Regions from separate parts of the Homo sapiens genome. Here region 2 is linked to region 1. A link is a loop called in an ENCODE intact Hi-C map of the cell type or tissue named here. Cell type or tissue: Caco-2. All regions are shown on one strand. Links, peaks and the distances in the headings refer to the core of each region. The heading gives the core; the rest is flanking DNA.

Region 1 (16,867 bases), core at 3,529-11,528:
GTTCTTGAGGTTATGACTATCATATTCATGTGCCACAGTACTTTTTAAAATTTTGCATTCAGTGGCATCGTGTTGGTAGCTCGAAAGTGACCATATTAGAGAAATTTACACCACAAAAATCAGCAAATGCAACCTGTCAGAACTCCCCTTACTATATCGCCCCCTACATACATTCCAGAGAGCCTACTGTTTAACATTCACCAGCACATTATGACAAAGGATCAAAGCCAAGAAAGAAGTTTCTGGAAATTTGTAATGAACTCTAAGCCCAGACAAAGAAGCCCAATATTCTGCCAGAATAATGAAGAAAATAACATCAATTTGATTGATGTCCTCCTGGGTGACTTCTGAGAGAAGCTCAAACTATTTTGATTCATTTAATAAAAAATAGTTAACACATAAAGAAAAGTATAAGGATATTATAACTAAGCACCTTTTATACACCATATAAATTTTACAAATATTTGTTACTATATTTTATTTAAAAACTATATATGAGACCTCAAAAAGTTCATGGAAAAATATAATTAAAAGAATAAAAAATATAAATAGTATTTTTCTACATAAGCTCCAACAAATTCAAAATAAGTAAGTGATACCAGTGATGATACCAGCCATTTAGTCCATTCCTAAGAAAGTGAGTCCTGAGAATATAGTTATGTCAATGCCGTCGTTTCTCCATTATTAACTGAAGAAAAATTGGTGCCCTTTAAAGGTTTTTTTAATATTTTGAAACACAAAGAAGGAACCAATCAGAACTGTAATGCGGATGTCTAAAAATTTCCTATGAAAATACTCATAAAATTGCCCTTGTTCAATAACAGGAATGGGGCAGGAGGATTGTCGTGGTGGAGGAGGGCTCTCTGGTGAAGGTTTCCCGGGCGCGGGGGTGGTTTCTGCTAAAGCTTTGGCTAATTTTCTCAAAAACACTCCCATAATAAGCAGATGTTATTGGTTTTTGGCCCTCCAGAGAGTCAACAAGCAAAATGCCGTAAGAATCTCAAAGAAATCTTTTGCCATGAGTTTTGCTCTTGACCAGCCCAGTTTGGCTTTGAACAGACCAATTCTACCTCTTGGTGGTAGTTGCTTCAATTGTGTTCTGTCTTCAGGATCATACTGGTAAAGCCATGTTTCATCTCCTGTTACAATCCTTTGAAGAAATTCTTCATAATCTTGATCCCACCTGTTTAAAATTTCCATTGAAAGCTCTGCTCTTTTTTGCAGCTGATATGGGTGCAACAGTTTTGGCAATCATTGAGTGGAAAGTTTGCTTAACTTCAATTTTTCAGTCAGAATTGTGCAAGCTGAGCCAATTGAGATGTTTATGCTATTGGCTATTGTTTCTGCTGTTAATTTCAGTCCCCTTTATTTGGGGCACAAACAAGATGAATTTTTTCCTCAAAAAATGACATGAATTGTCTGCCCCTGCAGGCTTCATCTTCAATATTGTCTCGTCCCGTTTTAAAATTAGTTTTCCATTTATAAACCACTGAATCCTTTGAGACATTGCCCCCATAAACTTTTCTTAATGTATCAATCATTTTACCATTCTTTTATACAGGATCTACCATAAATTCGATGTTTGCTCTTGCTTCAACTTTAGCAGAATTCCTGTTGCTCTGATAGGGGCTCTTTTCAAACTAATGTCTTATCCTTCTCTTTGTGCTTCAAGCTAGATGCAACTAGATCCTGTTCAAATATGTTGTAACAGCTTAGTACAAGTTTATTTTGATGCAAAAAGTTTTTGAAATCCATGCATAGTATTTTTTCCATAAGCTATTGGGTTACACGTGGTATTTGGTTACATGAGTAAGTTCTTTAGTGGTGATTTGTGAGATTTTGGTGCACCCATCACCCATATATACATTGCACCATATTTGTAGTCTTTTATCCCTTGTCCCCTCCCACTCTTCCCCAAAAATCTCCAAAGCCCATTGTATTATTCTTATGCCTTCACATCCTCATAGCTTAGCTCCGACATATCAGTGAGAACATATGATGTTTGGTTTTCCATTTCTGCATTATATCACTTAGAATAATAGTCTCCAATCTCATCCAGGTCACTGCAAATGTTGTTAATTCATTCCTTTTTATGGCTGTGATATATATCACCATTTCTTTATCCACTCACTGATTGATGGGTATTTGGTTTGGTTCCACAATTTTGCAATTGTGAATTGTGCTGCTATAAACATGTATGTGCAAGTATCTTTTTCGAATAATGACTTATTTTTCCTCTGAGTAGATACCCAGTAGTAGGATTGCTGGATTAAATGGTAGTTCTACTTTTACTTCTTTAAGGAATCTCCAACTGTTTTCCACAGTGGCTATACTAGTTTACATTCCCACCAGCAGTGTAGAAGTGTTCCCTGTTCACCGCATCCATGCCAAAATCTTCTGTTTTTTGAGTTTTTGATTATGGCCATTCTTGCCAGAGTGAGGTGGTATCTCATTGTGGTTTGGACTTGCATTTCCCTAATCACTACTGATGTTGAGCATTTTTTTCATGCTTGTTGGCCATTTGTATATCTTCTTTTGAGAATCATCTATTCATGTCCTTAGCCCAGTTTTTGATGGGATTCTTTGTTTTTTTCTTACTGATTTGAGTTCGTTGTAGATTCTGGGCATTAGTCTTTTGTCAGATGTATAGATTGTGAAGATTTTCTCCCACTCTGTGGGTTGTCTGTTTACTCTGCTGACTGTTCCTTTTGCTGTGCAAAAGCTCTTTAGTTTAATTAGGTCCCAGCTATTTATTTTTATTTTTATTGCATTTGCTTTTGGGTTCTTGGTCATGAAATCCTTGCCTAAGCTGATGTTAGAAGGGTTTTTCCAATGTTATCTTCTAGAAATTTTTTTTAGTTTCAGGTCTTAGATTTAAGTCCTTAATCCATCATGAGTTGATTTTTGTATAAGGTGAGAGATGAGGATACAGTTTTATTATCCTACATGTAGCTTGCCAATTATCCCCGCACCGTTTGTTGAAAAGGGTGTCTTTCCCCACTTTATGTTTTTGTTTGCTTTGTCGTAGATCTTGGCTGTAAGTATTTGGGTTTATTTCTGGGTTCTCTATTCTGTTCCATTGGTCTATACGCCTGTTTTTATACCAGTACCATGCTATTTTGATGACTATGGCCTTATAGTATAGTATGAAATTAGGTAGTGTGATGCATCCAGATTTGTTCTTTTGGCTTAGTCTTGCTTTGACTATGGGGGCTCTTTTTTGGTTCTATATGAATTTTGGAATTTTTTTTTCTAATTCTCTGAAGTATGATAGTGGTATTCTGATGGGGATTGCATTGAATTTGTAGATTGCTTTTGGCAGTATGGTCATTTTCACAATATTGATTCTACCCATCCATGAGCATAAGATGTGTTTCCATTTGTTCATGTCATCTATTTCTTTCAGCAGTGTTTTGTAGTTTTCCTTGTAGAGGTTTTTTAACTTCTTTGTTGGGTATATTCCCAAGTATTTTATGTTTTTGTTTTCTTTTGTTTTGTTGTAGCTTTTGTTGTAAAAAGGGTTGAGTTCTTGATTTTATTCTCTGCTTGGTCACTGCTAGTGTTATAGGAGAGCTACTGATCTGTATACATTAATCTTGTATCCAGGACTTTGCTGGATTTTTTTTTTATCAGTTCTAGGAGGTTTCTGGTAAATGATGACATCGTCAGCAAACAGGTGACAGTTTCACTTCCTCTTTACTGATTTGGATACCCTTTATTTCTTTCTCTTGTCTGATTGCTCTGGCTAGGACTTTGAGTACTATGTTGAAGAGGAGTGGTGAGAGTGGGCATCCTTGTCTTGTTCCTGTTCTCAGAGGGAATGCTTTCAGCTTTTCCCCATTCAGTATTATGTTGGCTGTGGGTTTGTCATAGGTGGATTTTATTACATTAAGGTATGTTCTTTGTATGCGGATTTTGCTGAGAGTTTTAATCATAAAGGGATGTTGGATTTTGTCAAATGCTTTTACTGCATCTATTGAGATGATCACGTGATTCTTGTTTTAAATTCTGTTTATGTAGTGTATCATATTTATTGACTCCTGTATGTTAAACCATCCCTGCACCCCGGTATAAAACGCACTTGATCATGGTGTATTCTCTTTTTGATATGTTGTTGGATTCAGTCGGCCAGTATTTTGTTAAGGATTTTAGCAACTATGTTCACCAAGGATATTGGTCTGCAGTTTTCTTTTTTGAAGATTCATTTTGGAGCTGATTTCCAGTTTTATTATACTGTGGTCTGAGAGAGTGCTTGATATAATTTCAATTGTCTTAAATTTATTGAGGCTTATTTTTATGGCCTATCATATGGTCAGTCTTGGAGAAAGTTCCATGCACTGTTGGATAGAATGTGTGTTCTGTGGTTGTTGGATGAAACGTTGTGTATATATCTGTTAAGTCCATTTGTTCCAAGGTATAGTTTAAATCCATTGTTTCTTTGTTGACTTTCTGTCTTGATGACCTGTCTAGTGCTGTCAGTGGAGTATTGACATCCCCCACTATTACTGTGCTGCTGTCTATCTCATTTCTTGGGTCTATTAGTAATTGTTTTTATAAATTTTGGAGCTCCAGAGTTAGGTGCATATATGTTTAGAATTATGATATTTTTCTGTTGGACAAGGCCTTTTACCATTATATCCTGCCCCTCTTTGTCTCTTTTAACCACTGTTGCTTTAAAGTTTGTCTTGTCTGATGCAAGAGTAGCTACCCTGCTGGCTTTTGGTGTCCATTCACATGAAATATCCTTATTCATCCCTTTACTTTATGTGAGTCCTTATGTGTTAGGCGAGTCTCCTGAAAACAGCAGATAATTAGTTGGTAAGGTCTTACCCATTCTGCAATTCTTTATCTTTTAAGTGGAGCATTTAGGGCATTTACATTCAATGTTAGTATTGAAATGTGAAGTACCATTGCTTTTGTCATGCTCTTTGTTGCCTGTGTACTTTGATTTTACTTTTTGTTTTCACTTTCTAACTTGTATTTTTGTTGTATGTGTCCTGTGTGATTTATGCTTTAAAGAGCATCTGTTTTGATGTGTTTCCAGTATTTGTTTCAATATTTAGAGTTCCTTTTAGCAGTTCTTGTAGTGGTGGTTTGATAATGGCAAATTCTCTCAGCATTTGTTTGTCTGAAAACAACTGTATCTTGCCTTCACATATGATGTTTAGTTTCACTGGATACAAAATTCTTGGCTAGTAATTATTTTATTTGAGGAAACTGAAGATAGGGTCCCAATCCCTTCTAGCTTGTAGGGTTTCTGCTGAGAAATCTGCTGTTAATCTGATAAGTTTTCCTTGATAGGTTACCTGATGCTTCTGTCTCACAACTCTTAAGCTTCTTTCCTTTATCTTAAGTTTGGATAACCTGACGACAATGTGCCTAAGTGAAGATCTTTTTGTGATGAATTTCCTAGGTGTTCTTTGTGATTCTTGTATTTGGCTGTCTACGTCTCTTGCAAGGCCAGGGAAGTTTTCCTCGATTATTCCCCCAAACATGTTTTCCAAGTTTTTAGAATTCTCTTCTTCCTCAGGTACATTAATTATTCTTAGGTTTGCTCATTTAACATAATCCCAGACTTCTTAGAAGCTTTGTTCATATTTTCTTATTCTTTATTGTCTTTGTTGGATTTGGTTAATTCAAAGACCTTGCCTTCGAATTCTGAACTTCTTTCTTCTACTTGTTCAATTCTATTGCTGAGACTTTCCAGAGCATTTTGCATTTCTAAAGGTGTGTCCAAAGTTTCCTGAATTTTTTATGTTTTTTTTTTTTCTTTAAGCTATCTATTTCCATGAATATTTCTCCCTTTACTTCTTGTATCATTTTTTGGATTTCCTTGCATTGGGCTTCATCTTTCTCTGGTCCCTCCCTGATTAGCTTAATAACTAATGTCCTGAATTCTTTTTCAGGTAAATCAAGGGTTTCTTCTTGGTTTGGATCCATTGCTGGTGAACTAGTATGATTTTGGGGGGGTGTTGAAGATCCTTGTTTTGTCATATTACCAGGGTTGGTTTTCTGGTTTCTTCTCATTTGGGTAGGCTCTGTCAGAGGGAAGGTCTAGGGCTGAAGGCTGTTGTTCAGATTCTTTTGTCCCCCTGGGTGTTCCCTTGGTGTAGTACTCTCCCCCTTTTTCTATGGATGTGGCTTCCTGTGAGCTGAACTGCAGTGATTGCTGTCTCTCTTCTGGGCCCCACCACCCAGCAAGTCTCCCTGGCTCTGGGCTGGTACTGGGGGTTGTCTGCACAGAGTTCTATGATATGAACTCAATGGGTCTCAGCTGTGGATACCAGCGCCTCTTCTGGTGGAGGTGGTGGAGGGTGCAATGGACTTCATAAGGGTCCTTAGTTTGGTGGTTTAATGCTCTATTTTTGTGCTGGTTGGGTTCCTGCCAGGAGGTGGTGCTTTCCAGAGAGCATCAGCTGTAGTGGTGTGGAGAGGAACTGGCAGTGGGTGGGCCTAGATCTCCGAGATTATATGCCCTTTGTCTTCTGCTACCAGGGTGGATAGGGAAGGACCATCAGGTGGAGGTGGGGCTAGGCGTGTCTGAGCTCAGACTCTTTTTGGGTGGGTCCTGCTGAAGCTGTTGTTGGGGATGGGGGTGACATTCCCAGGTCACTGGAGTTATGTACCAGGAGGATTAAGGCTGCCTCTGCTGAGTCATGCAGGTTGTCAGGGAAGTCGGAGAAAGCTGACAGTCACTGGCCTCACCCAGCTCCCACGCAAACTGAAGGGCTGGTCTCACTCTCACTATGCCCCCGTAACAGAGTCAGTTTTTAGGCGGAGGGTGAGAATGGCTTGAAAATTTGCTGAATGCTATCCATCTCCCAGCCCCCAGAGAAAAGGGCTTTAGTTCCTCCCCCTGCCTGTGAAGTCTGCAGGCCAGATTCGCGCCCTCCCCTGAGTTCTGGCCAGGAGGCTTCTTGCCCTGTTCAAATGGTTACAAAGTTCAGCTAGAGAATTCCTTCTCCCTGTAGAGTTTTACCCCCTGCTCCTCTGGCCGCCCTCCGGATGGATCTTTGTGTTGCCAGGCAGGAATGGGCTGCTTGGGGACCCAGTGAGCTCCGAGGGCCTTTCTGCTGCTTCCTGTACCCCTGTATTTCGCTCAGCTCTCTGACTTGACTCAGCTCCAGGTAAAGTCGGAAACTTCTCCCACAAACACCTTCAGCTTCTCCAGTGGGGGTGTGTGTTCGGGACACTCCCTTTCCCACTTGCACAGTTGGGACACTCATAGTATTTGGGGTGTCTCCCGGGTCCTGCAGGAGCAGTCCGCTTCCTTCAGAGGGGCTGTGGGTCTTCTTGGGATTGCTACTTTATTCTTGAAGTTGATCTGGAGCTAAAATTCACAGTGCAAGCCTCCGTAGGTTGCTCTGCCTGGAGCTTCAATCTAGTCCTGCCTCCTGTCCATCGTGATCCCCTGAATCTCAGCACACATAGTATTTTTGATAATACATATTTTCCATGAAGTTTTGAAGATCCTATGTATTTAAATTTATTTTCACCAATTTTATTTCTCTTCCTCATATCCCAGAGTTAACTAATTTTCTAAACTTGGTGTTCAGTACTACCATTTTTGTTATTTCACACACTACATAAATATCTAATACAAAAACACTATCTTGTATTGCACTGACAAAATATATACGTATTTTTAGAAACTTCTTGTTTTTCATCTTTATTTGTAATAATTGATTCATGTTGATTCATAAAGCTTTGCTCAGGTATGGTTAAACAACTGCTAAATTCCAGTATTCTATTGTATGAAAACGCCAAAATTTGTCTATCTAATTTTTGACTGATGGTCATTTCTAATTTTGCCTCATAGCAAAAAGTGCTACAGTGAAAATATTTGCTTTATATACAAGTCTTTATATAAAAGTGCAGTGGATTCACTAGGCTACATACCTACACACACATACACATGTAATTTTTTACTTTTTGGGTTAGTGGATTTTTCCCTAGATTTGTGTTGCCAAACTGCTTTCTCTTATGTTGATACTGATTTATATTCCCATCAGATATGGGAATTTATTTCTTTTTTCTTTTCTACATCTGTATCTTCACCTGGTACAGTTACCTTTTTAAATTTTGAGGGAAATGGTTTATCACGTGTGCTTATTGGATTTTTCTCTTCTCATTAGCGAACTGATTTTTCTCCCTGTGCTAATTTAAATTTACTCTTTGGAGAATTACCTGTTATTTTTGTGAACATAAAAAGGTCAAATTGTCAAGGCAGACTCACATGGATTAGTGCTGTTATCCCATGTCAAACTTCACTGATAAGTACAAGGGTACAAGTAAACACAAGCCACTTCCAGAAAAGCAAGGAGTGGCCTGGGACATCTATGACAGCTGCCCAGATCCTTCCTTTTCTTATCATCACACTCTGTCCCAGGTTAATAAATAGGGGGACAATGAAAAATGTAATTTGTGTATTTAATGTTCATTGTTTTTAAATACCATATGCTTAAATTATTATATAACATATAAACATAATATCCCTATTTAAAATAGCAATTATAAATACCAAGATAGAAACCAACAATTCCTCTGCCTTCACACGCCACTCCTATTATCATAAACAGTTCAGTATGAATAGTTTTTCATATCCTTTCAATCCTACTAATTTATGAATAAATAAATTAAAACTTTACTTGGTTATATTGTTTCTAAACACATTAAATCCATACCTATTACAAAAATCTCTAGTTAGTAGTTTAGGTCTATATCAAATTTAAGAGAAAAAATTAAAAAATGCCTTCAATATGAATGATTCCATTGTTAATGATCATTACTTTTTTGTGCATATGTCCTTTCAAATGTTTTTAGTTTAAGCTTTACTAAAATATTTACTATGAGCTGAGTGAAATGATAAGTTTGGTTCAACTGGTAAATTGCTCTATTTTTGCTTAAGACAAACTATCTGATACTGTTCTTTATATTAAGACTCACTTTGTTAAGTGAGAGTTTTCTTAAATGGTCTGTTTCATATAAAATATCTAAATTGTTTAAAGCCCTTACTAAAGTTACTGTATAAAAGTAATTCATACGGACTACATTTCTTGACACTAATGGCATATAAAATAAGCAGTACAAATGCATGAAGAATGAGAGATTTTTGATAACTTGACTTAACGTTTCATAGATTCATTCTGTAGCTAATTAGTTTTTCTTAAATTCTGCTTAGTCTAGTAGCAACTGTGGGCATAACATTTTTGGCATCGCGAATCAGACATTCTAGATTAGTTGGTAATGATAAAATGACTTTTGGTCCTGAACGCTTACTTTATTCTACTTGTATACATCGTGCATAATATTTTTAAGAAGTAAAATATGCAATGAAAAGTATTCTACAGAATAAAAATTCTGGCAGTGAAATGTATTAACAGATATTTGAAGCATATTTTGTAAAATGTGTATTCCTTTGCAGAAAATATAAATTGACGTTATGATGTTCAAATACTATTGATCTTGTGTTGGGTTAAGATTTTTAGGAGTATAGTTTATAGCATTTCAAATATTTTTCTGCAAAGCCAGCATTAAGTTATTTCTAAAAGTTTGATCTATTTAAAAATGCTAAGATCTTGATTATTGGCTCTCTAAATCCTGCAGTTCAGGACATTTTGAACAAGCTGCAGAATTCTAAAAGACAGAATACGTATTGAGAAGAATATAAAATAGCCAAAAGCCAATGGGTTATCCTTATGCCAGTCATAGTATAAAGTATTCAAAAACACTTGTTTAATTTATGTTCCAGCTAATATTTGACAGTTATTACATAGAAACACATAATAATATGATTTATTTTATATGTGAAAAGATAACTTTACAACTTTATGAACAGCAGGTAAATTGAGGAAAGATGCTACTAGCAGTAAATATGCTCACAGTCAGACTGAAACCTGAGTCTCCTTTGAAAATTGATTATGGGCTGGGTTCAGTGGCTCACACCTGTAATCCCAGCACTTTGGGAAGGTGAGGTGGGCAAATCACTTGAGCCCAGGAGTTTGAGACCAGCCTGGGCAACACAGGGAGACCCCCTTCTATAAAAAATAAAAAGAGAAGAAAAGAAAAAAGAAAATTAATTATGGATAGATATCAAATTGGAAATTACCATTGATTAAATGGATTGTTACTGTTGTTGTCATTGTTTTCTCAATTAATTGCATTAATATGAGAGACTCCTGAGGGTACATCCTATGGTTTGGTGAAAAGAGCAAATATTAATAATTTGGGATCATAAGAACCAGTTGTATTTCTCAATAATAGTATAATTTCCAGCACACAGCATTGTTAAAACTAGAGTTATATCTGCAAAATACTAGCTATATTTCTATGCAATGTAGATATGTTGGAAATAAAACTGAAAAAACTTTGTAACTGCACTTGAAGAGCTTTCTGATCTTCTTATCAAGAAAGTTTTCTTAAAATGCTAATTAAAAGGAGCATTTAATCAAAGAATCCAATGTGCCTGGTGTGTAAGGCATTCTTTTTCATGGTTTTAAGACATTTTCACAAATGGCATCTATACACAAAACTGATAATGATGAAACATCTTTAGTCTGCCATTCTTTAAGAAATTATGGTATGAGTTCATACTTATTAAAAAATTGTCTATGATGATGTTTATTTCTGCTTATATAATCTTATGAAAATTGTATTAATAAGAGGGGATGTTTAACAAACCTATTTTAGAAGTGTTACATCAATTTCACTGCCTTTTCCTAGAGAATTAAGAATGAATGTGACATATAACGTCTAACCCCTAATTTGGAAATTAAATTTTCATATTTATTTAAGTTGATTTTAGTCCAAGTTTTGAAATGTGATTAGACTAAATTCATAATTTAAAATATTTTTGAAGGAATCCATTAACTGATCTTGTAACCAGGATTTTTGTGTGACAAATGATAATAGTTATATTAGGTATCTCTACAAAAAATATTGAGGATTTTTCAGTGTCATACAAGCCATGCAGTACTGATCCATGCTTTTATGAACCCCCTCAAATAACCTTGCTGCAATGGGTCATATACTGGGCTTCACTTTGAAGACCACCCAAAATCTCCATCTGCTCCACACAGAATTGCCATCCTGCTAGTATGTATTCCATGGTCTACAGCTGGTATTAAACACATTCATTCACGAAGCAATTCAATATGATAATTTTCATTTAAGTCAAAAGTAAAATATTATTATAGCAGTTACATTCACGATTATCCCAATTTCCAACAAATACTCCTGACAGCCAGCTTTGGTCTCATTGCCATAATATCAATCTCTATATTATCATTTCTAGAGACAGATGCACATGCTATGGCCATGACCATAATTCTCCTCTTTAGAATGCAGTGGCTGGCTTTCTGTGCAGCAGATTAGACACTCTATTAAGTCATATAGATGATAAATGATAAAAGATAGATAGATAGATAGATAGATAGACAGACAGACAGACAGACAGATAGATGGTAGATGGGGGTGGGGGAGTGAGGGGAACCAGGCTTTTGGTTATGAACCTAATCTAACTTCCTGTGTGACATTAATGTAACTCTCTATTGAAGAGTTTCTGTACTTTTGACTAAATCTCTCAACTAGAGCTATAATATTTCAAAATTTCCAGCTTTCTGACAAACTAGTTGAATAAGAGACCAGGTCTAAGAGCAGAGATGAGCTGTAGCCCTATGAGGAAAATGATCAAAATTTGGAAAATTGAATGTACTTAGAATAGTTGATTACAGATAGCTATATTCTTCCAAAATCTTCTTCAGTAAATAGACTTTTAGAATACAAATGTACTTTAAAACTTTCAATATATGTTTAGAATGATACAACAGAAATAAAAATCCTCATTCTTAACTTTAGAAATTAAATTCAGATTAGAGGGGTATTAATTAATTTTTGAAATTTTTGAGTCAGGAAAACTTTAGCAAAAAACTAGTATCATTTTATCACAATACAGATGAGGAACTTCAGCCTTAAAGATACTAAAATTTATGGCTAATGAATCAGGTCTAAAACCCAGATCTAATTACTTACCAGCTTATAACCAGAATCAAAATGTGTGTATTTATTATTTCTCCCCAATTCACACATTTTTACTATTCAATTTGTGGTTTATTTTTAACTTGTAGATAATTTGTTTTAAGATTAATAGTCTAGATATGAATATGCCTCTTTTAATAAGTATTTTAAACCTCAAAATATCATAACTATTTTATAATGCATCACAGTATTTAGGAGATTCTTTGAAGGGTTTCTAAAACAACTTTTATAAAAATAGTGATATTTGTGTTTATATCCACCTCCAAAACTACACGTTTGCTTATATTTCAGAATATTTTGAAAAGAAGAAATTTATAATAAAAGTAGCTGCTGTTCACAGAACATCACTGTGTATCTGACAGTGAGTTGAACTCTTGAGGAATGTGTGTTTTATTATTAAATTCTCACAACTTAAACCATGTTAATCACTGTTCCTTCCATTTTACATAGGAGGAATCTGCATAGATTAGACGAAAAAGTTAAAAGGAGTATGAATGAAAAAACTACGTGTACAAGATGTCCAAGATGAACAAAACTATACAATAAAGTTCATTTCAATATACAACATGTATTATATTCAACAAGGCTCAAATTTTTTGATAAAAGGAAACAGAGACCTCTTTTTCTAGCAGGAAGATATTTTTCTTGGGATGTTTTGTTTATGCTGGCTTGAATAACACTATGGTGAATATCATAAGATTAATTCATTTTTAACATCTCTGTAAAAGCCAAGGATGCAGTGTGTCCGTGGGGAATTTAAATCATACATTTTAACACACATATTAAAATTATGGATTCTCAAGTAATGATAAATTAACAGAACCCTTTGAGTTTTTTTTAATTATAAGGCATTTTTTGTTTGTTGGTTTGTTTCTGTTTTTTGAGACGGGGCCTCGCTCTGTCATCCAGGCTGGAGTGCAGTGGCGCGATCTTGGCTCACTGCAAGCCCCGCCTCCCTGGTTCAAGAAATTCTCCTGCCTCAGCCTCCCAAGTAGCTGGGACTACAGGCACCCGCCACCATGCCCGGCTAATTTTTTTGTATTTTTAGTAGAGACGGGGTTTCATCATGTAAGCCAGAATAGTCTCAATCTCCTGACCTCGTGATCTGCCCTCCTTAGCCTCCCAAAGTGCTGGGATTACAGGCATGAGCAACCACGCCTAGCCAATTATAAGGATTTTTAATTAAGAAAATTAATTTTTTTAAATGTGACTTTTTATTTAATTCTTTGCTAAATTAACTGTATACGGGCCTACAAGAAAAATATTCTGTTTCCATTCAAAGTAAAATTATTTGTAAAATATTAAGCCTACTAATAATGTCATCACCATTATTATTTTAAACAAAATAGGAGACTTGTGCAAAGACCACTCTCATCTAAAAGCCATGACCCAACTACCAATATGATTTTCTTTAAAAAAGAAATAAGAATGCTTTTACACTGTTGGTGACAGTGTAAATTAATTCAACCATTGTAGAAGACAGTGTGGTGATTCCTGAAGGATCTAGAACTAGAAATACCATTTGACCCAGCAATCCCATTACTGGGTATATACCCAAAGGATTATAAATCATTCTTCTATAAAGACACATGCACGTGTATGTTTATCGCAGCACTATTTACAATAGCAAAGACTTGGAACCAACCCTAATGCCCATCAATGATAGACTAGATAAAGAAAATGTGGCACATATACACCACAGAATACTATGCAGCCATAAAAAAGAGTGAGTTCATGTCCTTTGCCGGGACATGGATGAAGCTGGAAACCACCATTCTCAGCAAACCAACACAGGAACAGAAAACCAAACACTGAATGTTCTCACTCATAAGTGGGAGTTGAACAATGAGAACACATGGACACAAGGAGGCGAACAACACACACCAGGGCCTGTCAGGGGGTGGGCGGCAAGGACAGGGATAGCATTAGGAGAAATACCTAATGCATGTGGGGTTTAAAACCTTGATGACTGGTTGATAGATGCAGCAAACTCCCATGGCACATGTATACCTACGTAACAAACCTGCACATTCTGCACATGTATCCTGGAACTCAGAGTAAAAAAAAAATTTTTTAAAAAGGACTTTGCTCTGCTTAGAAATGGGAATAATTATGACAGAACAATATTAATGGAAAACACATGGTAGATATGAATGAACACTGTGAAACGTTAGGAAGCAGGGAATGAAAAATTGCCTCCTTGACAATAGTAAAATTTCAACATGATCCCTGAGAACCATCAGATTTTTAAATAGCATTTTCTCCCCGCTACCCTGCATAGGGTTTGAGTTTCTAGCAGGCTCCTAGGCGATGCGAGTGCTGATGCACGAGGTCACACTTTCAATAGCAAGAGTACAGGCACCACTTAAAGTAACAATTCACATAGATCTGTTTATGACTTAAAAGTTAATAAAAGTGTTCTATAGGAATGCTAGGAAAGAAAGAAAGAAAATTCTAAAGAAAAAAATAATAATTCCTATAGTCTTCAAAGTCTGAAATAATCATTCCCATATGGAGGCATTTCCTTCCAATTATTTTTGTTTGTATATAGTTAACTAATAGTTACCTATTTTGACATCTAACTTTGTTACTTAAGAAACCATGGGCATTTTCCCCATGTAAATATTTTTTTCATAAAACACCTTAAGGCCAACAGAATATTTGGCCATTTAGTTATACCATAACTTATTAGCCCAGTTTCTCTCCTGTGAAATATTTCGATTATTTCCAGTGTCTTATTAGTATAAATAATATGTGGGTAAATAATTTTAAAATTTCTGATTATTTTCTTATAAAAGGTTTTCTAAGAGTTGGATTACTTTGTCAAAGGATATGAATGGTTTAACACTCTTGAATTATATTGCATATGCTGAGTCTATCTCAGCATTATTGTTTTAAAAATATGCTTGTCAGTTGAATAAATGTAAACTAGTATTTTCACTTAGTTTATTTTATTACTAACATGCTTTTATCCATTTCAATGGCTCCTGTCCTGAGAACCAATTTATGTCTACCAAATTGTTTCTTATTTTAACTCAATAATCATGTTAGAGTTCCTTTTATATTAAACATAAATTCCTTACAAGTATTTTCCATTTTTGTCTTTTTTATTTATTTAATTTTTTTAATTTAATTTTTGTGTGTGTGTGTGACGGAGTTTCGTTCTTGTTGCTCAGGCTGGAGTGCAAAGGTCCAATCTCGTCTCACAGCAACCTCCACCTCCTGGGTTCAAGCAATTCTCCTGCTTCAGCCTCCCGAGTAGCAGGAATTACAGGCATGTGCCACCACACCCAGCTACTTTTGTATTTTCAGTAGAGACTGGGTTTCTCCATGTTGGTCAGGCTGGTCTCAAACTCCTGATCTCAGGTGATCCATCCGCCTTGGCCTCCCAAAGTGCTGGGATTACAGGCGTGAACCACTGGTCCGGGCCTTATTTATGTTTCTACCATGAAGAAAGTTTTGATTTTCACAGTGTTTTATATGTAGAAAGTCATTGCAAATTCAAAGCTGATTTTGTTATTTTATCTTAGATTATTGTGGTTTAAATTTTTTAAGTATGTAATCTAACTGTAATTGATCTTATTCATGTGTAGTTTGGACCTCATTTGATTTTGTTTCCAAGGTAAATTTTCAAACACATTTTGTTTAATAAGAAATATCTGCCTCATGAGTTTTGATGATTCTTAAATCATATATTAAAAATTTAGGAAAGCAGAAGTTGTCTCCGGACATTCTAATGGCTTTCACAATACATCTATAAATCATTGCGATGACAGGACACATTTAATTATGTCTAAAATATCTGGGGGTACACTTCTTTAATTCCAACTTTTCTTCATCTACTTTATAACTTTAAAATAAAAAAGGATCATTCTTTCAGATGAATAACCATATTATGTTAAAAGTTAAGAGTCTCCTCAAGACTATGAGTGGCTTTAATGTCATATTTAAACGTCATGTGAGTTTCCTATTGCTATGTAATTAATTACTACAACGTTAGCAGCTCATAGGTCCCAAGTCCAGCACAGTGTGGTTGGGCTCACTGTTCAGGCTGAAGTCAACGTGACAGCAGGCTGTGTTGCTATCTGGTGTGAGGATTCTTTTCCAAGTTCATTTCTGTTCTTGGCAGAATCAGTTCCTTGCAGCTGTCACACTAAAATCCTCTGTCGTTTTTTTTTTTTTTTTTTTTTTTTTTGCTGGCTGCCTACCATAAGTGTAAATTAATCTAGGAAAAAATAGGACACTTTAATAATATTTAGACCTTCATTAACTAGCTTAAGCAAAATTCAATATATTCCAAATTTTATATATATATACACACACACATATATATATTCATAATTCTTATAATCATGTTTGTACAGGTCTTTTATGTGTGCTGTACAGATTTGCTTATATTTTGCATTTGATTTGTGTACAGATATTTTAGTCTAAGTCATCAGTTATAAGAAAACTTCAGCATTTTCTCTCTTTCTTCTTATTCTCCTAATGCCTATCTGAAACCTTTTGGTAATTCATTTGTTTTTAGTTAGCTATCTTTAGTTTTCTAATATTAATTAAAATGTCCTGAAATAGTTATTTGTTTGCAATACTTAAACATAATTAAATTTCATAATGTAAAATATTAAAATATTAATATTATTAATATATTTAATAAATTTAATTAACTATAATAATAGTTATATTTTATAACCATCACATAATTATATTTACCAATGGCTACTGATTTCATATAGTTTTTCTTAACCATATTTCAAAAACTAACTTTCTAGTCCTACTTAAACCATTTTTTTCTTATGTTCTGCTTTGCTTTTTAATAGAAATGAGTATC
Region 2 (16,867 bases), core at 4,818-12,817, 150 kb after region 1:
AGGGCACCAAGCAGCCACTTGGGTTCCCTGATTCCAGGACTTGATTCTTGGATGACACTTATGGACCTGCCCTAGGCCAGAAGGGAGTCCACTGCCATCTAGGGTGAGTCCCAGGCCTCGCAGCATTCACCACAAGCTGATTTTTAAAACCTTGATCCTTAAGGGAACATAGGTGGTAGTCTGTCAGTACTCTCTGTGGCCTGGGGTGGTGGGGTCTATGGGGTGAGGTTCCTCTGTCTTTGAAAAGGGGAAGGAAGAGTGGGAAGGGCTGTGTCTTGTGGTGTGAGTGCCAGCTCAGCCACAAGGTAAACTTCTAAGGTTTTTTACTCTAGTCCCTGACTTCTAGACTGGACTTCTAGACCCACCCAGAGCCTGGGAGACCTTGCCGCCCTGAAGGGAAGAACATAAAATAGCATAAAATCTGAATACTGTATTTGTTTCCAGAAATGTACTTCTATTATTCCTAGATGTGTGTCAGCCAAGAACTTATCTCAGAAACTGCTTATCCTTGCAATAACAAAGGGGAAGTTTCCTCTTTAAAAAGGAACATTGGGCTAAGATGATATACTCTGAAGACGTAAAAATGGCCTGGTGTCTATTACAAATAAATGAAACACCAGAGTATTGAATGTAATATCTTCTGGTGTTTAGGTCTTAATTTCTAATATGAGGTGCTTTTAAAATTTTCAAGCTATGTTTGATGCAGAAAATTAAACTTGACACATTAAAGAATACCAACTCACTTCGGACCTCTTAAGAAACATGTATTCTTCTGTAAGAAGCAACATGTGAATCAAGTTTAAAAGATTATGAACATTTTGGACACTTGCCACTATGTTTGAACAACTTTGAAAGTCAAAAATGACCATACTCAACTAACTACAGTAGTATGCACGTAGGAATTAGATTGTTTTAGTCATTAATTAACCAATAAGTAAAATAATATATTATTTACTTTTACCTTTTATAACATTGTCAGTCACCTTTTTCAAATATCAAGTACTTTATATTTCAAAGTATGTCTTACTTTCTAAATTTATTTTCCTATATATTTAGCAATGCTTAAGGTTGTTTGCGTAATTAAGAACCACATTACATCTCTGTGTGTGAGAGAGACAGTGATATAGCTCAAATTATTCAAAGGTCAAACTTGGACAGAACCAATATTAATGACTTTATCTATCTTATTTATTTTTTACCAAGTATTGAATTTTCTGTTTTATGTTAGCCCTCACTCTGTGGTGAGACATTGTAGCACAGTCATTAAAAACATCAACGCTGGTACTAAACAACCTGGGTTGGAACTGCTGCTCTATAGCTCATTAATTGTGCAATTTGAGAAGTTGACATAATCTTTCTGTGCCTCAAATACTCAATAGTAAAGTGTAGATAACAATGATGCCTATTGTCATATGGTTGTTGTGAAGATTAAACAAATTAGTATAAGTAAAATTGACTCAAAAAAATCTAGTAAGTAGTAGATTTTTAAGTAAGTAGTACATACATATAAAACATAGTAAGTTTTATATGTTGTTAGTTATTATTTTTCCTATTTGTACATTTAAAGTCATATTTAGACATATTAACTATTATTTATAAAATTTAATATTTCAATATCAAAAATTTTAAGATACGAAAAAAATTTCTCTGTCTAGATTATAGATATAGATAATCAGGATGGTTTCATGCAAGAAATAGCATTCTTCCAATGTTGGATTGATTGCTATAGAAAATGGGCCAGGCATAGTGGCTCATGCCTGTAATCTCAGCACTTTGGGAGGCTGAGATGGGTAGATGGCTTAATCCCAGGAATTCGAGACCAGCCTGATCAATACAGGGAAGCCCCGTCTCTATAAAAATTAGCTGGGCGTGGTGGTGTGCGCCTTTAGTCCCAGGTAACCAGGAAGGAGGAGGTAATCTGGTAGGAGGACCACTACCAGATCACTACCTCCCTAGCCCAAGAGGTTGAGGCTGCAGTGAGCTATGATCACACCACTGTACTCCAGCCTGGGCAATAGAATGAAACCCTGTCTCAAAAAAGAAAAGAAAAAAAAAAAGAAAGAATAAAAAATGGCTTTGTCCAGTCTCTTAATTATAGTATGTGAAATATGTAAAATGTATGAACACAACATACATGATTATCCAATCACTCTTTAACAGCGGTACTACTTTTCAGTTATCATAAATTCCACACTTATGTAATATTTGTGGTTGTTTTAAAAGTTGACCCTTAAAAATAAATGCCCAAATGATCGCTGACGGAGCCAGACTCCAGCACATACCCAATTAAGTGAAGTGTTTCCCTAGGTGCTGGGGTAGGAGCAAACATATTTCTCTAGCCCCTGAGAGAGACAAAGGTTTATAGAGTAGGTCCAGATGCTGAACATAAATGAACGCTCAATGCACCATGGCATGATTAGGACAATTCATAGACCAAACCAGCAGCCAGGAGTGGGGCAAAAGCTCAAGTTTGCACAGATAACAAATAATTGACAAAAATCTCATTAAACATTATTGCTTGAAAGACAAAAAAAAAACAACCCATATTGTATTACATAACTTATCCAAAGGCCTGCCAGACATCCTTCAAAGTCCTTGCTTCATTCTTGGAACTGTGACACTGAGAGGACTGAGGCTGAATATTCCAGAAGTCACTGAAGCACATCCAGATGCTCTTCATTGCCACCAGCCGTCCAACTCAGCCAGAAGGCAGCAACATGGGAGTCAGAGAGAGTAGCTCTCCTTATACTGTTCTCTTGCTTTAATGTAGAGCACGTACAAAGAGGTTATATCACACACACACACACACACACACACACACACCCATCTCTACTAGTCTGTCTGTTGAAAGCATTTATAAAGCTGATATTGAATTCACAAATTCCACACTGGCAGCAAATGGGCAGAACTGTGAGTCAATACTCTAGTGGTCCCAGAAGAAATACTGAAATGTCATTTCTTAGGTCTCTTTTCTTCACCAATCATGGCTATTATATTAAATTCCTATTAGTAGCATTGAAACTACTCATACTCCATTATATTACAGCACTGTTAAAGATACTGAAATATATTGAAGTTTTACCTTGACATTGCTGTAGTGTCCAGATGTTAAAAGAATTTTAAATAGAAATGTGTTAATTTGCTGTTATATGTAACTCTCCTACATGTACTTCTAAAAATCACTTTTGTGTCAGCTAATGTGTATGGTTATTTAATGTTGGTTATTTGAGGTTTCATTAAACTGATAATATGTCATAATATTTTTAATTAGAAAAGTAGATCTAAAGCTTGAAATTTTAATCAGAAAAAGAATACAATTCACAGATTTTATTTAATATTTAATATAATTTGGGAGGTTATAATTTTGCATATTAGTGGAATATACAAGTATTCTTAGACAACACTTTATGGATAGAGAATTAATCCTCTACCAACATTATGTTGCTCATATATTAGATGAGGATGTTCTAAATGGTTATATAGTGACTTTTCCCAGGGTACAACTTATGATCAAATATTTTTGGACAAAACTCTTATTTTTACTTTTTTAAAAAGAATAAATACTTCAACTTCTTCCAGAAAAAAAAAATCCAGATCAAGTGGCATGCATGGTACAAAGTGAAAAGGAATGGCTGAAGAGAGCCTCCTAAAAAGAAGCTAACGTCACATTGGCTCTGTCTTTAAAATCACTAAAGGAAACAAACAGCAGACTTTACAAGGAAAAGGAAAACATAAACTGCTTACATAGAATATCTACATTTGGAAGGTGCTGAATGGACAACTGGCTTAGAAAAACATTATATTTCATGAGTATTACCCCTGATGTTCATAATTTCATAGTTAAGCTGTTCCCTCTTTTGATTTTATGCAGACATTTCAAAGTGAAGTGCATTAACTATGTATGCAAATATGTGAATTCTTGTCTGTGTATGTGTGAGAGAGAGAGGCAGAGTGTGTGTATGTATGTGTGTGTAAATATGTACACAAATGCTGTATATTAAAATGTTTTGAACTCTGTTAATTCAGGCACTAGAATGTCAGGCAGAAGAAAAGAAAACTCAATCCACAACTGTTACTCTAGGGTCATGTTTACAGTTTTTCCTTATAGATTAAAACATGCTCTGTGTCTGTACAAAATATATTTTCACATGTAAGACATTACAACAGGAAAAAAGGAGCAGTTATGTAGGCATATTTTGCCAACAGTGGTGTTAGAAAAAAATAAAAACTAAATAATATGGCAGTTGCTAAAAACATTTCTGCAACCTTGCCAAATAAAGTTTAGGAATATGTCATGTCTGCACTTGAACTGTTTGTTCTCAAGCTCTCTTGGAGAATGTAAGCATGGCCAAATGTCACAGCCTCAGGCCCTGGGGACTCTGCTCACACTCTTGTAATGAAAACATGAAAAAACTATGAACAGTCTTCACATGTCCCTCCAAAAATGACACGTTTTAGTTTTGTCTTCAGTGATCCAAAGTATTTGACATAGAAGATAGATAGTAGTTCGTGGAAGTTTTGAAACAATATAATGGAATTCTTCGAAACTTCATAAAGTGCTTTGAGTAAATTGTTGTGTTCATCTTTGCCATATATTGCGATTTTATAAATAGAAGCCAGGAAGCATCACTCAACTTAGTAATGCATTAATCAAAGCTGACATTCAAAATAGGTAAGTCATATTGAGTAGGTTCAATATGCCAGAGATAAATGTAAATTCTAAGAACTTCAAGTACCTTTTTAATATTAACTGCTTAGTTATTTTTCACATAGTCAATAACATTCTAGTCACAAAAGCATTTTGGCTTTGCTTTTTAAAATCTTACATGAAATAAAAATTTAAAATCATGGTAAAAAATGAATTACATTAAACATTCCTAATATATAAATGCCCTCATAATTTCATAGCAATACTTACATTCTTAGAGACTTTGACAAAGAAATCTAGAAACAGATTCAAACTCTCATACCATCTTCCAGATTTTCTCTGCCTCAAATCTTTTAGGTATTCTACATGTTATTTTAGATTGATGCTATTATTAACAAATAATAACCCAGTCTAATATTAGGTAATTTCATATTTGCTATATATTTGAAATATTTGTAATCAATTTGAAAAACAATGCAATAACTTTTATCAGCGATTAATATAACAGACAAATTTATGTTTTTAAGAATATAATATGATTGAGCTTTTAGCAAATCAAATGACTCACCTAATAATTTTTAGGGGCCTTACAACACAAATTATTTTCAACAACAGGTCCCTGAGTATAAAGATAATAACCACTGCAAGATCTAGAATGTTATTTTCATTATAACATGTAATGAGAGGGAAGATATATACCTGGCTTTTCTGATTGTCATAGATACTGATTTTAAGAACATTCAGATCCCAGTCATTTGTACATAATAGTGAAGGAAAGAACAAGGACAATTTATATGAGCCTCCTGCCTCCTCCCTCCTCCACAGCCTGTTCTCCTTACTTTTTTCTTTCTCTCATTATCTATGTTGGTCATACTGAACTGCTGGCCTAAATATTTCATATCTCCCTTGACTCCAGTTGCTTTTATCTTGGCTTGTAATTTTTTTCTCCCTTTATTGTTTATATAATACATTTTTTCCCCAATAGTCAAATATTATATACAACTTGTCCTGAACTCACCACATGACCTTTCTCCCTTCCCATCCCAGCACGTTGAGCTAACTTTTCCCTCTTTGGTCATACAACAACTTGAGCAAAGGAATAAACACTTCGTTTCATGTATGTTGGTTTGCATGTCTGTTTACCTACCAGACTGTTGGCTCCTTGAGGACAAGGGCATTTCATTCCTGTATACCAGGAGCATTGGGCAGTATATGGCACATGATAGGTACTCAGTTGACTGAATGGAAGTTCTTTCAATAATTGAAGGAAATTTCTTGGACTACTGTCTTGGATAACAACAATTTGACAGAACTACTTTTAGGGCAACGACCATATTGCTCTCATGTTACTATCATGTTTTCTTAGAAGTTCAGGAGAGTTGATCTATTATTATTTTTTTCCATTAACATTTGCTTCTTAACTGGAACCCATATTGTCTTTTTTTCTCATTGTTAAAAAAAAAGTCAAAAGAATTTTGTCTTACTGCTAACCTATCTGCTCTTTCCCCTAACAAAATGGCATTTTCTAATCAACCTTAATCCAATATATTTCTTCCTCCTCTTCTTCCTCCTTGTTTTTCTTTCTCTTTCCAACCAGTAAAGTTTCCTTGTGTGCTAGAATACGTTCCATTTTCCCTTACACACGCACTCTCTACTTTGCTCTGCTCTGTCCCCAAAAGGGTCTCCATTATGAAGTTTGTCCATCACCAACTCAAATAACATCCCCAAAAAGGAGACTTATTCTAAAGTGAAGGAAACAACAATGGGTTCATAGCCATAAATATTACTGGTCTTACCACATGCTCCAAAACCCAAAAGGTGCTGGCTTGATATAACAATGTTATGGCCAACTAAGAACTAAATTAACTCATGAAATGGAGAGCAGTCTGGTTGAAATTTTGTCCTACAGGATGTTATATGACTTAAACTAGCTCTTATTATATGGAGCCATCACTCCCATTACCAGAATTTATAGGAAAAGCCACCAAAATATGAGTCTGAGGGCCATTCTACTATCACCAAAATAACTCACTAAAAAAAAATATTTACTTCCAGTCCCCAAAACCTTTGGTTAAATGGGTTTGGAGTCATAGTCCTTAAGAAAGAAATACTTCCACCAGAGAACACAGTCATAGTCTGTTTATTTTCAAGCTGAGACTTCGTCTTGGCTAGTCAGGGCTCCCCATATGATTGAACCCACAAAAAGAGAAGGAGGTTACTCATTGACTGAAGTGACTGATTCCAATTCCCAAGATGAACCTGGGTTTCTGCTACACAATTGGGACAAAAAGGCCTATGCATGGAGCCCAGGGGATGTACTGGGGTACTTCTCAGTACCTTCTTGCCTAAGGGTCTTGGTCAGCTATAGAAATACAGTAAAGATAGGGACCACCATGGACCCAGATCATTCAGGATCACTCCAGCAAGTAAAGAGTTCCATTCATCTGAGCTGCTGGCAGAAGTAAAATAACACAGACTGAGTAGTGGAGAAAGGAAGCTATAATTATCAAATTTAGGCCTCATAACTAGCATCAGAAATAGGACCACAGTGGGAAAATGTTATTGTAATTATTTTTCACTTTCCCTTTTCCTCACTTTCCGACCTTATCTGAGAACACTGGTGCTGCCTTCTGTTTTAAGCTTCAGATGAACAGATCATTGCATTGCTAGCAACACAGCTGCTGGGAATGTATGTTTGGCACATAACACTCCATCTGGACAAAATACAAGAGTACAGAAGGTGAGTTCTGCTTGATACTTCCCATTTGACCCTCCTGATCTGCTCTCCATCTTCCTCTACCCTGCCCTGTGTTCCTACAGGATAACCAGTGTAAAAGACATCAGTGAGCTCTCTTGCCCTTTGACTCCCAGTGGGGTTCAGTTAATGGGAGTCATCAGAAGGTCAGAGGAAGGGAAAAGAGTGGGATGAATATTTATTTCCCCTTTTCCTTCCTGTGGGTTGATTTCATGCACCTACCAAAGGCCACAGCTCCTACAAGACAAACTTTTCATCCATTATCTGTTGGTTTCTAATAACCATTCTTTTTTCTTATCACTTTAATGCCTTTTAAGGCCTTGGGGTATAATACTTCCCCATTTTTACCAGGCCCAATGGGATTACTCTATCTTACATTGATTTCCCTGTACTTGGTCCAAACGTTTGGAAGTAATCACTATTTATTAAACTTTCTTCAGTTACCATCTCTTTCTGCCAAAAAAAAACCTGTCTGATACACAGACGTCAACATCTGCAAATTGTGTCCATAACTAAATGATAATTATCAAATATTACTTTTCCTTTTATAATATATCATACAAAACAATCATTTTTCAATATACTATTAAAATGAGTACAAAGGCATATTACCAAAAAAAGTAAATAGATCCATGAAAGTGCTAAAAGTTGAAAAGAGTTTCTGCCATGAGAAGGTAAGAAATGTTGACTTTAGAAAATATTAAGGGTGTAGGGTTGTACGGAAGGATAACCTAGATCAAAGGAACCACATCTTAATATATGCATGGATGAGGGTTGCAGGTGATTGAAACTTTTCTCAGTGATAAAAATAAAATAAAATAAAATAATGGCTTTAAATGTGGAGTTTTTAGTTACAGAGATCAGGAAAGAGCTTGAGATGACCGTGATAGAACTTAAGTAAAGATTCATTTACAAAGCTTCTAAGTCATTCAGCCTCTACCCCCTCCTCAGCATGTGCAGGGCAGCTGAGCATAGATGCTTCTCCAGCTGAAGAGCTCACCTTTAATCTGAGCAGAAGATTTTTCTGAATGTCTTACAGTGGCAGCTGTAGTCAGTGAGAGGAGTAGAAAACAGAAGAGGATGGCTCTGAATCTCCTCAATGGAGCTAGTTATTGAGGACAGAAAAGGAAAAGCAGCTCTACCTGAAACAAAATTAATCAAAGTACACCACCCCTGAACTAAGTCCTCCACCCTATGGTATTTCTAGCCTGCAAGTTCTATAGCCTCATAATCTAAAGGTAAACTTGCCTGACAACTGGAATGGCTCACAATCAGGCCTCTGATCACCCAGGAGGGAGCCTTTAGGGCAACAGACCTACAAAACTGCAAAGCAAACCCTGCTAGCAAAGGGATCAATCAGCATAGAAGCTAATTCACAGATATGAGTGATACATTAGCTTCAACAGTTATAAAATGTCAACAGAGATAATGAAAAAATTGGAATAATGTGTTTAATCCATGGTAGTAAACTCAGATTTAGCACATATTGCATCTCTAACATAAAAACAGGCTGACATATAAAAGAACAATAAAAGAACATAAAATAATTATTGGAAATGAAAAGTATGAGTGCTAACATTAATTTTAAAAGAATCAAAAGGAATACTTAATAAAGTGGGTAGTCCTTGATTAATAATTTGGATGATAAAGACAAGGAAATATTCCAGAATAGAAAATTTAAAACACTAAGATATTGAAAATGTTAGGAAATTAAATGCCATTGATAAGAAAGTATAACATATACCTACTGGAGAACCAGAAGAAAGAAAAGAGACAAATGGTGAGTATAAATAATTACAGAAATAATAGAAAACAAGTCTATAAGAAGAATATTTAAATTGAAGGACACCATGGATTATCGGAAAAATGAAAGCCAGAGAGATAATTCTGAAGTTTCAGAATTCAAAACACCAAAAGAAAATAATAAAATACGTTGCAAGAGAAAAAAAACACAGAGAAAAGAGAATCAGATTGGCATCAGACTTTTCATTAGTACCACTGCATGTCAGGAAGAACAAAAAACAGATTTAATCTAGAATTCTAGATTAAATTTTTAAAGATTTAAAAAGAAAATATTTTAGGCTGCAAAGCTCTAGTGTCCACAAGTATCTTTTGAATATATATATATATACACACACACAAACATACATACACATACATATAATCTAGGTAAACAAGAAGTTGGACAATGAGAGAATGATCCAAGTGAAGAGTAATGTGAAAAGAAATCACAAGGTGATTTGAACAGTAGGTAATATAGCACCAAAAATTCTTCAGGAAGAAAATAGGTCTCATTCCCTAAATTGTTTGATTAAGTCACCTCTTAATGATAATTTAAAGATACATATATATAACTTCTTAAACAATAAAGGCAAACAAAAGATCCAAGTAAAAAAACCAATTGTTCAAGAATGACAGAGTCCAAATATAAAGAAACTTTACTTAAATTATTCTGAAAAATAGAGGAGGAAGGAATACTTCCAAACACATTATATGAAGCCAGGATTATCCTGACACCAATACCAGAAAAGACACATCAAAAAAAGAAAATTACAGGCCAATATCTCTGGTGAATATTGATGCAAATATCCTCAACAAAATACTAGCAAGGCAAATTCAACAACACACTAAAAAGGTCATTCATCATGACCAAGTGGGATAAATCCCTGGGATGCACAGATGGTTGAATATACACAAATCAATCTGTGTGATACATCATACTGACAGAATGAAGGACAAAAGCCATATGATCATTCAACTGATGCTGAAAAAGTATTTGATAAAATTCTACATATTTTTATGATAAAAACTCTCAAAAAAGTGGGTATGGAAGAAATATATCTCACATAATAAATGCCATACACAACAGACTCATAACTCGTATCATATAGAATGAGGGAAAAACTGAAAGCTTTAGCTAAGATCTGGAACAAGACAAGGATGCCCAATGTCACTATTGTTACTCAACATAGTACTGCAAGTTCTAGCTAGAGTACTCAGACAAGAGAAAGAAACAAAGGGCATCCAAATAGAAAAGGAACAAGTCAAATTTTCCCTGTTTGCAGATGATGCGATCTTATATTTGAAAAAACCTAAACACTCCACCAAAAACCTATCCCACTGCTAGGTGTGTACCCAAAAGAAAGAAAATCAATATATCCAAGAGACATATGCACTCATGTTTATTGCAACATCATTCACAAGAGCCAAGATTTGGAAGCAACCTAAGTGTCCATCAACAGATGAATGGTTAAAGAAAATGTGGTACATATACACAGTTGAGTACTATTCAGCCATAAAGAGAATGAGATCCCATCATTTGCAACAACATGGATAGAATTGAAGGTCATTATGTTAAGTGAAATAAGCCAGGTACAGAAAAACAAACTTCACATGTTCTCACTTATTTACAGAAGCTAAAATTAAAACAATTGAACTCATGGAGATAGGGAGTAGAAGGATGGTTACCAAAGGCTGGGAAGGTTAGCAGGAGGGTAGGGAGAAGCAGAGATGGTTAATGTGCACACACACAAAAAATAGGAAAAATGAATAAGGCCTAGTATTTGCTAGCACAACAGAGTGACTATAGTAAAAAATAATGTAATTATACATTTATAAATAACTAAAATAGCATAATTGGATTGTTTGAAACACAAAGGATGAATGCCTGAAGTGATAGAGACCTAATTTACCCTGATGTAATTATTACGTATTACATGACTGTACCAAAACTTCTAACATACCCCATAAATAGATATGCCTATTATGTGCCCACAAAAATTAAAAATTAAAAAAGAAATATGAAGACACTGTTTTGAGCAACTGAATTAAAAAGAAAAAATAATTCATTTGCCATTGAATGAACTTAGCACAAATTGTGAGCCCAAAACAATACTAGAATGTTTTATATATGTTAAATAATTTAATTCTCATAATAGTCTTGAAGTAAATATTTATGATGTGATAGTAAATGTACAGACAATGAAACTGATGCTCTAGACATTTAAATTTCCTTCCCAAGGCCTTCCAGATAATAGTGAAGGGAATGGGGTCCAGTGCCCAAAGACAAAATGGGCTCATTGTTTAATGTTAAGATTCCCAACACTAATTTTTTTTCTACATTTTCAACTTTTGTTTTAGATACAGTGGCCACATGTGCATATTTGTTACATGGGAGCATTGTGTAATGCTGAAGTTTGGAATATGGAATCCATCACCATGATAGTAAGCATAGTACCTGATAGATAATTTCTTAACCCACACCCCCTCCCTACACCCTCTAGTAGTCCACAGTGTCTATTGGTCCCAGATTTATGTCCATTCTGATACTAAATTTAAATTTAATTTGAATAACCATTTGTCAGGATATTTAAAGCATTCCTTATCAAGGGAAAAGTTAGATTCAAACATTAATTTTTACTCATTTAATTATTCAACAAGTATTAATTGTGTTGATATCATGGGCCAGACAATATATTCATAACACAAAGAAAAATAAAACATCTCAGCCTTCAAGAAGCACATAAATTAGTAGATTATTAATCCAAGATAGATGCATGCTTAAAATAAAGTTCTTTATCATTAGGCTCTTATCCCTGCTCATTACTGCCTTAGAGATTTTTGAGCCTTTGATCATGGTATCCCCACATTAGCCTTCCAGATAATTCCATGAGAATACCTACAGCCCAAAGATGTTTTACACAAAGGAAAAAATAGTTTGAATCCTTCAACATGAATCATTATGGTTTAGATTATTGAAGTTTTCAATGCTTTATAATACCACTTCCAGATCTTTCTTATTCCATATAACACTTGTGAATAGGTACACTAAGAAGAGGCAACGGGCTCACAGGACTGAAGAAAGTCAGAAGAACGTGAAGATGGGAAAAGAAAGATGTTCTTGTAAGTTACATGCTCAGCTATGATCTAATAGAAGAAGAAGAAATTAAAATAATTGTTTGTTGTGATATTTGAAAACTCAGCCGGTAACCCACCATGGGGATTTCACCACATTGTCTTCGGGAATACCTGAAGTTCCTGGTTCTGTAATACATTATTGAGGCATTTAAAAATTAAGGGAAATTGCATGACTCAATCTTTTCCAATAATGTTAGTTGGTGTAAAAAATAACATAGATTTTATTGTGGACACAAAAATTCCCAGAAGTGACATGCTTGCAAATAGTTACACTTTCAGTCAATTGATTTCTTTGAATTGTAGGATTTAAAGGACTCAGTAAGCATGAACAGGAAAAACAGGTAAGTCAGTAAAATATTAACCACTGTGTTAGACTGGGAATGACAATTTTCAACAATGTTTTATGCTTCGTTAGTCAGTTAAATTCTCTATCAACATAGGCTTAGCAACCAGTTGAAAACCATGATCACATTCTGGAAATTCAGATTATGAATACTAAAGATACAGTCTCTTTTGTCATAATAGGCGACAGGTATTCCTTAAAAAGAGTAAATATAACATAGAAAAATACAAGTCCACATAAATAATAGAGAATTTATGGTTTAATTTTCTAAAGAAACCATTTCTTAATTGAGTTGGTTGTTATTTTTGTTTTTGTTTACTGTAAAGTTTATTCTTTCATGATTTAGTTGCTTTATATAAATGACTAGAAAAAAATGGAATGATCAGTCTTTTGAGAATTAGTGTATCATCATGTACATATTTGCCCTCTAACTTATAAAGAATTTTATGTGAAAAGGCAAGTATTTGTGTACCTAAAGCATGTGATAATCTTGGCTCACTAAGTTGCCATTAAAAAGAGCAATTTAATATTTCCTAAACCAAATATTTCTTATGCATCATCTCATTGAAATCTATAAGCTAGGTATTATTATTATTCTTCTTTTATTCTTACATTGGCAAATAAGAATCTGAGGGTTCAAAGACCCTTTACCTTGTCAAGTCCACACAACTAGCAAAAGATGAATCAGCACTCCATCTCAGGCAGTCAGAATTCAGAACTGAAGCTTTAAAATATCATGTATTATTGAGATATGTTCTCAAGCCACACAAAACAGTGGTAACTGTGATGTAAAAAACCATCTGCATAGAAGTATGTTCTACTAAAAAATTCAGATGCACACACATGCATAAACAGAGTTATATATATCCATATATACACATGCATGCATACATACATATACATATAGGAAAAAAGGCTAAGACCAAAATAGTAATCACTGTTATAACTAGATGGTGGGATTATAGGTAACCCCTTCTATTTTGTTTTCTATGCTTTTCTATAGGTTTTCAACTTTCTACAAAAAAATACTTAGTTTTATTAACTAGCTCAGATTAATTGAAATCATTATCAATTTTTTCTTATAATGCTAATAAACTTTGGATATAATCTATGACATCAATATATGATTATAATAATACATGAAAAGGTTTTATCTTCAATCTAGTAACTCTAAGTTTAATAACTTTGTTTTGAAGTTATGGGGGTTATTAAGAAATATTCTGGTCTGAAAACATTGCCGCCACCTATAACTTGAGTACTCATTCTAGGGAATAAATATTATTCAACTACAACTTTTGCTAATATTTTATTCGATTTCAAACAGGCATTCTTGAATTGTATTCTGTTTTCTTGAGATTTAGATAAGATAAAATATTTCACCACCACTTCACAGGATAAACACAATAAATATCAGCTAAGTATAGCCCATATACATCTGAAAAGGAATATCAAAAGTATCCAGTATTTATTTTTGAAAAATTACATTTTTATTTTTCCCTTCACATTTTTTCAGTTGAATAGGAACTCTCTTAATGGAATTCTGTTTAACCATTTGCTCACTCCTCTCTATTCCCCCATCACACTTCCTGTGCTGGTTTGCTTGCAGACTGCTCCCCTCCTCATTTTAGTGGTAGCTCCCAAGTCAATTGTTTTTCCTACATTTGTCATTCTCTTCAAAGCTGTTATCATAATCATATACATTAATTTACATATGAACAGATTAAATATAATTGTGAAAATTTGTCATTTCAATGGAAAAAAGATTAAATAATTTGGGAAAACAAATATAAAACAAAATAAAAATGAATTTCTAAAAGAATTGATTTTAATTTTAGATGTGGAAAGAAGACAAGTGCAAAAGTTAGAGAAAAAATTAAAACCTAGAAAAAAATCTGTGCTTAAATTTCTGGGCAATATACCTAAATTCTTATTCTACTTTTAAAAAATGTCAATCAATGTCTTCTATAGACATAACATTACTATAATGAAGATAACATATTTTAAATATACTTTAAATATGTGACCTAAAATAACCAGTATTGTATTCAAATACTTGGTATTCTATATGTGGAATCAGCTCCCTTAAACTTATTTTTTTTATACTTGGTATTCTATATGTGTGTAATCAGCTCCCTTAAACCTATTTTTTTCTGGAAGCATGCTTATTTTAAAGCACTAATTTTTGTTTATATCACAAAAATAAATGTATCATATGACATGTATGTAATTACAGTAAAATGGATATGAAATTAATATGATGTGATGAAATTCAACTCAATTAAAATAACAAATTTAAATATACCAAACATGACTGAATTATTTATACAATGCTAATTACATCTGTTTTACAAATTTGATTTTACATTTTACTTCCAAATCCATCATAAGTTTTACAACTTAATAAACACTAAAAAGAATTCCTACACAGGTAATTTTGAGAAATCACAAAATATCATGAAAGAAGTCTTGTAAATTTATACATCAATGAGCATTTCAAAATGTATTAAATTTAAATGAACACTTGCCCATTTGGATTTAAAAGAGATATCCAATCCACATGAGTTCAACATATCAGTGACAGTTTTAAGGAAAATTAACTCGAATTCAGTATGATTTTCAACAATTTAAGAACAGTTAAAACTTTCAAAAAACATGTAAATACATCCATTATCAAACTAATTGACTTGCCACCATTCACGGCATTTTAACAACTAAACTGTTCGATAAAGATTGCCATGCACTATGATTGGTTGTCACATCAAATTCTAAACACTCGATTCAGAAAGAATCTCTGGGTTTTGTTTTTGAGAATATCTTTGAAACGAAACAGTCACCACACATATTAGTGATTCTCAGAAAGTTATTTGTACTATGCGATTCAATTTTATACTTCTTTAAGTGGTATTTCCCAAAGTGAAAGTCACTCTGCAGTACATGTTGTCTAGATCAACATTGAGAAAAAATGAATATACCTCTTTTTTTTCATATCCCCAATCCACTCTCCCTGAAAATAAACTTAAGAGTAAGCAGATATATTCAGTGCTATGGGGGAAAATATTGTAGGTAGGTTAGTTACACGTAAGAACTACTGCTACAAATAGTGAGATGGACATAAATGCCTTTCCTGTTTTATTTCAGATGGATATTGGAAGATTAGAATGAGAAAAAAATAGATAAAAGACTGTTGAAAAAAATACGTAGTCTACGTATAGTTAAGAAAGAAGAGATCAAAACAAAAGAGCATGTCTCAACAGATGCTGGAAGAAAGTGCTAAACAGGAAAGAGCTGTGGCCCATATGGTAGGCTACATTCGCACTGTAAAACGAAAAGTTCTTCACATGGAGTATGTGTGCTTTGAGATGCCAAAGAGTGCATTAAGATATCTTGGCTCTAATTGGGGCCTCTGTAAATGTCAGTACATTTATCATGTTGTTTAGGCACCACACTATTTAAAACCACAGCAAAGGATTATCTCCTTTTGGGTTGGTGTTTGGGGTCAAAAGCTCCTCAAAATTGTTTCAAGATTCAGGTTACTCTTTATTTTACTCAGTCTTAATCAGCATATGAGACTCTCTGGTCTCTTTCACAAAAGAATAATTTAAAGTACTTAATTAATGATTTATTAAATGTAAAGTCACTAAGTTTATTGATGATCCTATCATTAAAGAATAATGTGGGTAAAAGGGCAATGCATATAATGAAATTAGGCTTCAAGAAAGAATAAAAAATGAACTACCTTTTAAAGAAAATCCAATAGTTTATGAGAAGCATGACAAAATAAATAAGTAAAGGTACGGTGATAAGAACCAAATGGAAAAGAGAAGTCCATGTGCATTTGCCAATTTTATAGGAAAGTCGCCAACTGTAAATGCAACAAGGGATCTGAATGAAAGGCTTCCACACTACTTATTCCAGTTGCAGTACGTTATGGCTGTGGTTATTAGACAACTCTTCATGTTGGTACAATTGAAGTTTCCATTGGGCATTTAAGTCATTGCTGAAGTCATAAAAATTAAAAACAATCAAAATGAGTTATCATTATATATCAATGACAATTCCTATTTAATGAATGAAATGTAATTTTCGTCTGCTTTCTAGGTTCCAGGCTGGTCTACAAGGCCAACTATAAGGAAGGTGTGTGATTTCATCTGAATACAAAAATTAAAGTAATAACATGAGGAAAATCTCTCTTGGCTATCCGTGA

Evidence for each region. A loop is a pair of places that touch in the nucleus more often than their neighbours do. Peaks named below come from ENCODE experiments on the same cell type or tissue, not always from the same donor. Only the 100,000 strongest peaks of a DNase experiment are listed, where the experiment ranks them.
Region 2: it touches region 1 in a loop (2.5-fold over the local background); 2 of 110 quality-filtered maps call a loop at or near these places.

What each region holds. Positions count from the first base shown.
Region 1 is chr21:28,083,395-28,100,261 of GRCh38, forward strand. All of the region lies in intron 1 of LINC01697 (long intergenic non-protein coding RNA 1697), which reads left to right. Among named protein-coding and RNA genes, the nearest start is that of LINC01697, 43 kb to the left of the region's middle. In Caco-2, for the core only: no CTCF peak of the experiment used is centred there; DNase peaks (open chromatin) are centred at 6,587 and 6,907; H3K4me3 peaks cover 1,178 bases.
Region 2 is chr21:28,235,199-28,252,065 of GRCh38, forward strand. No RefSeq gene overlaps it. Among named protein-coding and RNA genes, the nearest start is that of LINC01695, 15 kb to the left of the region's middle. In Caco-2, for the core only: no CTCF peak of the experiment used is centred there; a DNase peak (open chromatin) is centred at 8,693.